Linked DNA regions of Mus musculus: region 2 is linked to region 1. Evidence: chromatin contacts called from ENCODE Hi-C data. All regions are on one chromosome and are shown on one strand. The core of a region is the stretch at or near the end of the contact, and the rest is flanking DNA. Distances in the headings are between cores, read along the strand shown.

The links. Hi-C counts contacts between places; a loop is a spot of excess contacts on that map.
Region 2: a loop to region 1 is called in a map of Patski, with 2.6 times the contacts of the local background. The contact joins the promoter of 9430085M18Rik here to the promoter of Wdfy3 in region 1. A Hi-C loop is called at or near these places in 3 of 37 maps with a recorded cell type or tissue (Patski and v-Abl transformed pro-B cells).

What each region holds. Positions count from the first base shown.
Region 1 is chr5:102,067,096-102,071,600 of GRCm38, reverse strand. Wdfy3 (WD repeat and FYVE domain containing 3) reads left to right here and starts at 1,680. Exons shown (of 67, transcript NM_172882.3): 1 at 1,680-2,005.
Region 2 is chr5:101,701,206-101,705,427 of GRCm38, reverse strand. It overlaps 9430085M18Rik (a long non-coding RNA gene), which reads right to left and starts at 1,879. Exons shown (of 3, transcript XR_001785073.2): 1 at 1,318-1,879; 2 at 1-230.

The DNA of each region.
Region 1 (4,505 bases), core at 431-2,930:
TGACTCAACTGATTTTCTTACCCTAATGTAGCCATGCATCCAGTAGCTCTTCTTCCTGCCACACTCCCAGGCTGAAGAGAATTTTGTGGTACATTTGTGTAAGGGCAGATTGGAGGAACGGTACCTAAAGAATACACATCAAAGGGCCAAGGAGGAAGGAGCAGTAAGAAGGAAAAGGAAGCAGGCACACCCCTCCCCCACCCAGCGACCTGGCAGTAATGATTTATTTAAAACTGTATTATAGAGCGCTATAGCACAGCCTATTTGGCTTTAAAGGAATTCTATAGATGGCACAGACTGAGTTAAAACAGTTGAATGGCCAGTATCTTTACAGGTTACTTTGTGAGCCTTAGAGGCAAAGCATCGGATTTCTGTTCCCCCTTAGATGATCTGGTTATAAAAGTAGGTTTTTTTAAAAGGGGTTGTTCTGACCTACTCTTTCAGAATTGAGTAACATTTACATTTTTATTCTGTAGCCTGCCCCTGGTCTCTTCCCTTCCCTGACTGTCTCCCTGGCCTCCAACTCTGGACAATTCTTCTATCCTCCTGAGGGACCCCCCAACCTCATCCAACAGCAGCCCCACCCAGCACAGGCCTTACAGGCATGGCTCTCCACACCTGGGGAAAGGTGCTTTGTCCTGCCAGCGGGTGCCTGGGAACAGCAGGAACAGGGGCCCCCACACGGAACAGCTGCTGAATCTTGTAGCAAACAGTGGAGTAAATCGGTACAACTGGATCCAATTCCAAACACAAACTGGCTTAAAAAAAGGAAACAGCAAGTCCAAATTACTTCGGCTTTTTTTTTTTTTTTTTCTTTTTTAGAGGAAATCCTAAAACTGCTGTAGATTGCAGTGTTGGGAAAACAAGCTCGTGTTTCCAGTTTCTGTACCACTACTTCCCCACTCTGAGCTGTTCAACTCAAGGAGTTCAAGCATTCATGCTGACTCAGTTTTGTCCCCACCGTCAGAACAGAAGTATGACCCAAACGGTACGCTGGGCGGACTAGGAACAGAGACAAGCTGATGTCCGCTTGGCTGTTTCAAGTTTACCAATCCATACTCATTTAGTGCAAACATTGTGTTGGTCAGGTCTATGGAGGTACAAAGAATGACCTTTCCAGAAAGGGCAAACCTAAAATCTCAGCAGAAGGTCTCAAGGTCACTGACCCAGGACAACCCTGGAGACTGGAAACTCCTGGGTCCTGATCCGCACCGGAGGAGGTGGGGGTTCGAGGCCGCGTAGTGAAAGAGCTAGCGTGGGCAGTTCTTTTGTACTCCAGCTGGAGTAAAATGAACGCAGGCTCGCGTGTTTTCATCGCTGGTGACAGCATCCAGCAATGGGAGTAGGGCTCAGGGGCGCGCAGCGGTGCTTTCTCAGCAGGGTCCCCCGAGAAGCCGGAGGAGGGGGTGAGCGCTGCGCCAGAGGACCCGGGAGCCCGGAGGCGAGGGCAGGGGGCGCGGGGCGCGGGGCGCGGACTGGGCTGCGCGCCTGTCCAGGGTGCCGGCAAGCAGGAGCCGCGGCGAGGGAAGGAAGTAGGAAAGAGGAAGGAAAGGCGGGAGGGGCCGGCCGCGCGGCTGCAGTTTCTGCGGCCGGCCTGGTAGGAGGAGCGGGAGGAGCGGGAGGAGGATCCCGAGCCGTCCGTCAGCGGGCGCGGGAGGTGGGGAGAGCGGGAGGAGGAGGAGGATTAAAGATGGCCACCAGCAGCTGCGGGAGACGGCCACCAGCCCTCACTTTCCGGGATGTTCCCCGCGGCCCGGCCCGGCCTTGATGGAGAGGAGCAGCCCGTGCAGTGCCGAGGCTGAGGCGGCGGCGGGGACCCGGCGAGGGAGAAGACGCGGCGGAGCAGGGACCCAGGCGGGAGAAGGGAGCGGCGGCGGCGTCGCTGCCCTGGCTGCCTAGCACGGCTGCCGCCCCGGCCCCGCAGCTCGCGGACTGCAGCGGGCGCTCGGCCCCGGCCCGGCCTGGGGGGACTCCCGGGCCCCACGCCTGGGCCCGCGCGTCCGCGGTGAGTGCTGCCTGCCCGCTCGCCGGCTCGCCCGCGGCGCGCTTTGTTCCTGCGGGGCGGAGGCGCTGTCCGCGCGGGGACAGGCCGCGGCCCAGCCGCTCCCCCACCCGCGTCCTCCTCCGGGCCTGGAGAGGGCGCCGTCGGCGGCTGGTCCCAGGCGGCCGGCGGAGGGGCGTGCGGGGGCCTCGGGGATGGGGAGGCGGGGGCAAGGCGACCGCAGGTCCGGGAGGGCGGGGGCGTAACCCGGCGGCGCCCGGGGTAGGTGGGGGTCATGCCGGTCCCCTCGGGAGGACCCTCCCGGTGCCCATTCCCGGACCCCCCAGCCCCCACCCGCGCGCGCCCGGGCGCAGCGGAGCGCGGCCTCCATCCCTCGGGCGCCGTCTCCAGGGCCGCGGGCCTCTCCTGGCTCATCCCTCTACGCTCTGAGCTGCAAACCCTTCCCTGTGGAAGGGACCTGGGATGCTTCTGTCCTGCATCGGGGATGTGGTGGCATCACCGACATTCGCGGTTATGGCGGGGTTGAAAAGGCAGCGGTGACCTTTCCGACCAGAGCCCTCTGGACCATGGTCGCATCGGAGGTGCTGCGTTCCATTGATTTTTTGACTCTTGAATCGGAGAGACAGATGATGAGTTCTTCCTTTGTAGAAATAATAGGATAGAATCAGATCAAGCAGATGTTTACCGAATGCATGGATTTTCAGTACCTCACCAATGGCTAAGTGTTTTTTCTGTGGGAAAAATGGTGCTTATGCATACGAAAAACTATTTTTGTTCACTAATAGCTATGGGTTGGTCAGTACCAAGTGGTTATTATGGTGTCTGAAAACCCAACAAAAAAAGAAAAACAAAACCCTTGCGTCGAGACAGCAGATTCCAGGCTGGCCTCTATCAAGCAGGTTTAGATCAGTTTTCACTGTCAGGATGTAAAGCAAGTAAAAATAACAAAACAATGAAAAATGTACTTATTTACAGGAAAATGGGATGTGGTATTAGTGTAGAGTCTAGGAGAAAGACTATAGTCTGTTAGTGTATAGATCTAGTCAAAGTAAATCCCTCTTTAAATAAAACTGTCATCATGGGACCCTGCTGTGTAAGAATTAGCTTGATATGCATTTAATGTTTAAAAAAAATCTGTATTTCATTAGGTTTGAGAACTAAAACTTTGAGCAGTTCTGCCTCAAGCAACTAGAAATACAGGTTTTTAAATAGTTTCTCTTTTCCTTAGTTGAAATCTATTCATGTAAAAATATGCTTCTCACAAAAATTTCTCTACAAATGTGCTATGAGTTAAGGAACATGAGGCTTTGAAGTAACTTGGAAAGACATGAAAGAAAGTTAAACCGTAGTGTAATATTCCAGGATCAGATTCTGTACTCTGAGGATGCTGAACTCCACAAGTCTTCACTGTTTACCTCTGGTGTCCTAAATATCACCAAGGTGCTGCATTCAGTGGGGTCTTAGAATTTCTAGAAATTATCCTCAGAATGTAGCCTACATCGGGGCTCCCCCACCCCCATTTGATCTGGAACCACAAAAGATGGTAAACAACTGGGTATCGTAGTTTAAAAAGAGTAAATATCCTACCTGGGTATGGTGACTCATACCTGTTGGCCAGGTACTGGGAGGCTGAGAAGAGCGTGAACGTCTAAGTCTTGTAGATGCAGGCAAGTCTGAGGAAAAAAAATTAGTTTGTGTACTTTCCACCTGTCTCTGTCTAATGCTTGTGATGGAGAGTGTATCAGAGTACCACGGAAAGATGGAGAGGATCCCAGGATAGCATGCATGTAAAGTATTCATCCGTGTATTCTCATTCAGACACGGGGAAGATGCTGATCCCATTGTACAGATGGGGAATTAGGCAACTTTAGGGAAAGTCTAGGACCCAGATTGCCTAAGTTTAGAGCCAGTGATGATCAATGTTTTAGGATACCAATTAGATGTGAAGACCGGAATGGCATGGCATTTTGGAGTCATGGGCTTTCAGTGCAGAGGGCTCAGTGACGGGCTTGCTGGGGTGACCCAGGTATGCACACAGCTCTGCAGCCACACCCCAAAGCTCTTCTCGCTGCATCCCCCTCCCCAACCACCCACCCTCTAGTGTTATTGTTTTCTGTGATTCCAATGGCACAGACCCTTGCGTTTCCATCATGACTGTTGTGTAGAATCTGCTTGTCTGGCGTCTGCTCTGAGTCCCAGCCCCTTCTGCACAGCGGATACTTTTCTCGCCCACAGCACCATTCACAAATTAATGGCCGATTTGGTTTTTTTCAGGTTGGGTTTACTCAGGAATCATCTCCATGTAGTGACGCTTTATCTGAATGTGCAGTTGGGTGGTCTGTCTTACAGACAAGCAGAGGCCATTCATACTTCCCTAGGAAGGCCCTTCATGGCCCTTTGCTTAGTCCTCAGATCCTTGGCAACCATTAATGTCCTCTGTGGAACACCGTCCAGATGCCTCGTGGTGCAGAATGTTGCCTTTTGTGCCTTCGTGCGTTTAGTG
Region 2 (4,222 bases), core at 630-3,129, 370 kb after region 1:
AGGGTTCTGGGGTTCTGATTTCAGGTCCTTGGGCTGTGTAGCAAGTGCTTCACCCAAGCCAGTCATCTCCCCAGCCCATGTGGCGAACGTTTCCACTGGGTAGAGCATACGCAGTCAGAGTCCTGAGATTCCAACCGAGGGTTGGCAGGGGTCGTTTGCTTTCTCGAGATTGCTTTTCTCTTTATTGAAATGGGCGGAGTGTGCTGTTGTCTCTCCTGACTCTCGGTGTCCTTTGGGAGATGAGATGAGAAAGGGGAGGTGAAATTTCTTCAGAATTACAAAGCATTTTCTGTTAGTCCTGAAGCAATGCTACAAAATTCAAAGGGTCGCTATTTGCGTGCATTTCCTTCCTAATAGAAAGAACACCATTGGGCTGGAGACATGGCTAAGAGGCTAAGATCAGTGGCTGCTTTTCCAGAGGACCTCAGTTCAATTTCAAGCAACCACATGGTGGCTCACAACCATCTATAAATATAATCTGATGCCCTCTTCTGGCATGCAGGTGTACATGAAGATAGAGTACTTATATACATTAACTAAATAAATAAATCTTAAACAACAACAACAAACAACACCCACACTGTTGCCTGCCATCCCAGCACTCAGGAGGCTGAAGCAGGAGGATCATGAGATTGTAGCTAGTCTGGGCTACATAGCTAGCCTGTCACTTGAAAACCACAGACACTCCAAAACTACCATCCATCTTCCCTTCACCTGTCTCTCCTTTTGGAAGCAAGATCTAGAGTCTGCTGTGGCTAAAAGCGCCTGCACTCACTTGGGCCTGTAGGTGCCTGGTGCATTGCAGAGGGCAGAAGCAGACGTGGCCATATACTGTGACTCTCTTGTTCTGAAACATTTTCCCCTTCAGTCACCTAGAATTCTAGGTGGATAGACAAACACCTTGTACAAGAGTTGACAGTGTGTCCAGGCAACTGCAACTTCCTTACTGTGCTTTTACTAATCCCTAGACAAGGATCAGCCAGACCAGAGTGTAACCAAGACTGACCAATGGCATGTGTTTCCTCTGATTCCTGGATAATTTTCCTTGCCTGGATAATTCGGGGGCTCTTGACTGCCCCGCTGAACAGCACTGACAGGAGCAGCTGCCCTTCCTTCCTGCTGTGGTTTTACTGACTAAATGTCCTTTCCTGGTTTTCACACCTACTTTCTCTGGGTTTGGAGGTGAGTGGCTGGACCCAATATGTTGGAATACCCAGTGTCAGGGCCCTGACCAAGGATTGCAGTAGTATTTATACACATGTACACACACACACATATGCACACGCGCACCCTCCCACCCATCCCCCAGGAACACACCTCTCCTACCCTGGAATGTCACACGGTAACAATGGCAACGCAGGAAGAGGAAGGAACCTGGAGAACGCTCTCCTCAGTGCCCTAGTTCGTCACAGACGGGTCCTTGCAGCGTCATCTCTGGACATTCTGAGGAGTGGTATGCTAGAGGAAGGAGGGACCTCAGGGGCAACCAGCTTCTAGGTAGCAGAAGGGATCAAATTCTCAAACCGTTAGTGTGAGAGAGCAACACAAACTTCTGCTGTGAGGTGGATCTCACCACAGGCCCAGGCTGAGCGTGACCTAGGGCTGGTGCCTCTGAAGCAGGAGACAGCACAAGGTTTTCCACATTTCCTCGGGTATTTTGTTGCGGTGACGACAGATGGACTCACACCTCCGCTTTATCCTGTCGCTTTACTATTTGTTCGCCCTGTATTTCTGTGACCTGCTTACAGTTATATTTTCTTTCAGACTTTAACAGCTACCACCTCAGCCAGTTCAGGTGCAGTGTTTAGTGGCGGTCATGGCTTCCACGCCACCGCCACTGCTGACTCATCAGCTCCTCAGACCCCATGCACGCATGCGCTCACGCCCACGCACGCTCTTTCTGAGCCTTTTAAAGGAAAATACCTCTCTTTTTGCCCCTGTGTACTTTAGTGTATGTTTCTCTCTCTCTCTCTCTCTCTCTCTCTCTCTCTCTCTCTCTCTCTCTCTCTCTCTCTCTCTCTCTCGCTCTCTCTCTCACTCTCCCCCTCCCCTCCCCCTCCCCCTCCCCTCTCCCTCCCCCTCCCCCTCCCCCTCCCCCTCCCCCTCCCCCTCCCTCTCCCTCTCTTACCGGTAATCTAGCCCAATAAATTTACACTGTGCCATACTCTGAAATTGCTCATTCAGATTTCAGTTTTGTCCATTCTCCTAAAAAATGAACTTTCGGCCATTTTATCCTTCCTGGACAGAATCGGGAGAGAAATGTGTATTGCATTAAGTTGTCAAATGCTTATACCTTTAATTTGTATTTCCATGGCCTTTATCTTTTATGATTTGGACAGCTTTTTGGTTTTATTTATGCTTTTGTATGGCTGGGCTTGAATCCTCACTAAACCTTGTGTGATTTAGGCACGTGCTCTGCCGTTGAACTTCGTCTCTGACCCTGATTTGGTTGTGTCGAAGATTACTGTCCCCTCTTTCAATGAGTCAGGGCATTCGTCGTCTGGCTTTTCTGCTTGTCCTTGTGGTCAGCCCGCATTATGAGGAGGGACATGTCTCACGTGAGACTCTTCTGAAGCCTGCACCTGGAGTCATACCAGAACCATCTGCTCCTTGGCTGAGTTACCTGAGCTCAGCAGATCAAGAACTAACCTAGCTTCTCCCTGTGGGATTTTGATTACGGTTGCTTCCCTTGAAGCTATGATGCAAGAGGAGGGAAGAAAACACCAGTCTTGATCAAAAGTTCTCTCTGGGTTAGAATCCATCGGTGTACTTCACGTGATCCAGTCTCTCTGTGATAAAACTGTGGAACCTTCCTTGTGAATGCCAACACTCTTGTTTTTACTAATGTGCCCCTAGCAGTCTCCTGCTGGAGAGATCCTGGACTAATATCCCTTTTCTGTCAGTGTGATCAATATCTGGACCAAAGGCAAATTTAGGAGGAGAGCGTTGCTGTGCCTTATGACTCCAGAGGGGAGTCCAAGAGGACAAAGAAGGAGGGCTGCTGATCATCACTGTCTATCCACACACAGGAAGGAGGGCAGGAAAGGAGAGAGAGAGAGAGAGAGAGAGAGAGAGAGAGAGAGAGAGAGAGAAGGAGGGCTGCTGATCATCACTGTCTATCCACACATAGGAAGGAGGGAAGGAAAGGAGAGAGAGAAAGAAGGGAGGAGAGGGGAGAGGGAGAAAGAGAGAAAGGAGGGAAGAGAGAGAGGGGGGGAAGGGGAGGGAGAGAAAAAGGAGGGAGGGGGAGAGGAGAGAAACACATAGAGAAAGACGGAGAGGCAGAGAGAAGAGAGAGACAGAGATAGAAGAGGGGTCAGGGATCAGAAAGTAGGGTAAGGACTTAAACCCTCAAAGTCCATTCACACTCTCCCCCCCCCCCACTGACACACTTCCTCCAGTGAGGCTTCATCTCCTGAAGGCTTCATAACCTCCCCCAAATAGCATCACCATCATGGGAGCAAGCATTTAGACACACAAGGAGGATTTCCTCACTGAAGCCACCAGAGAGAACATGTATCAAATCTATCGTCTCTTCACCTTTCCAGATCTCTCGTCTATCTTTCTACATAACGTATGACCTCACGAGTTCTTCATTTTCTGTGTTTTATTGTTGGTTGTGCTGCTGTTTTCGTTGTCTTCGATCTGCCAGGGGATGTTGGCATTTGTGTCCTTTGTCTCTAATGTTGTTGTTGTTTTCTTGTGGCTGCCTGTGCTGTCCTTGGCTCTGTCCTGCTGTGGCCCTGGGATTAGGGAGCACTTCTTCCTAGCTGAGTGGCAGCTGCGGGGTGTGACAGGGAGAGGAGCTGCAGTCCTGGGGCAGGACAGTGCTGGGCCTTTCTGTGATGCAAGCAGAGGACGATGGATCCATGAAGCCACTGTCTGACAAACTGGTTTGCTATGAGGAGGAAAACTGGGTTTGAGATGTAAGCAATCCAGTGGCTCTGTTAACTTATAATTAACCTGCAGCTTGAAATCTGGGTCAGGCAACCTGGGTCCATGTCTCAGCTTCCACTTGCTGGCAGCATGGACTTCCCATCTGCAAAAAGTGATTAGCAGGGCACAGCATAAAGTAACACAGAGATTATGTAAATAAACTGTGTAAGTGCTGAGGAAGAACCCACGTGGAATATTTCCACACACCGAAGTTCTTCCTGCAAATGCTACCTGCTGGAGACTGCCCTGCTCTCTTCACTTTCCTTGTTTCAAGTGGATTAAAATG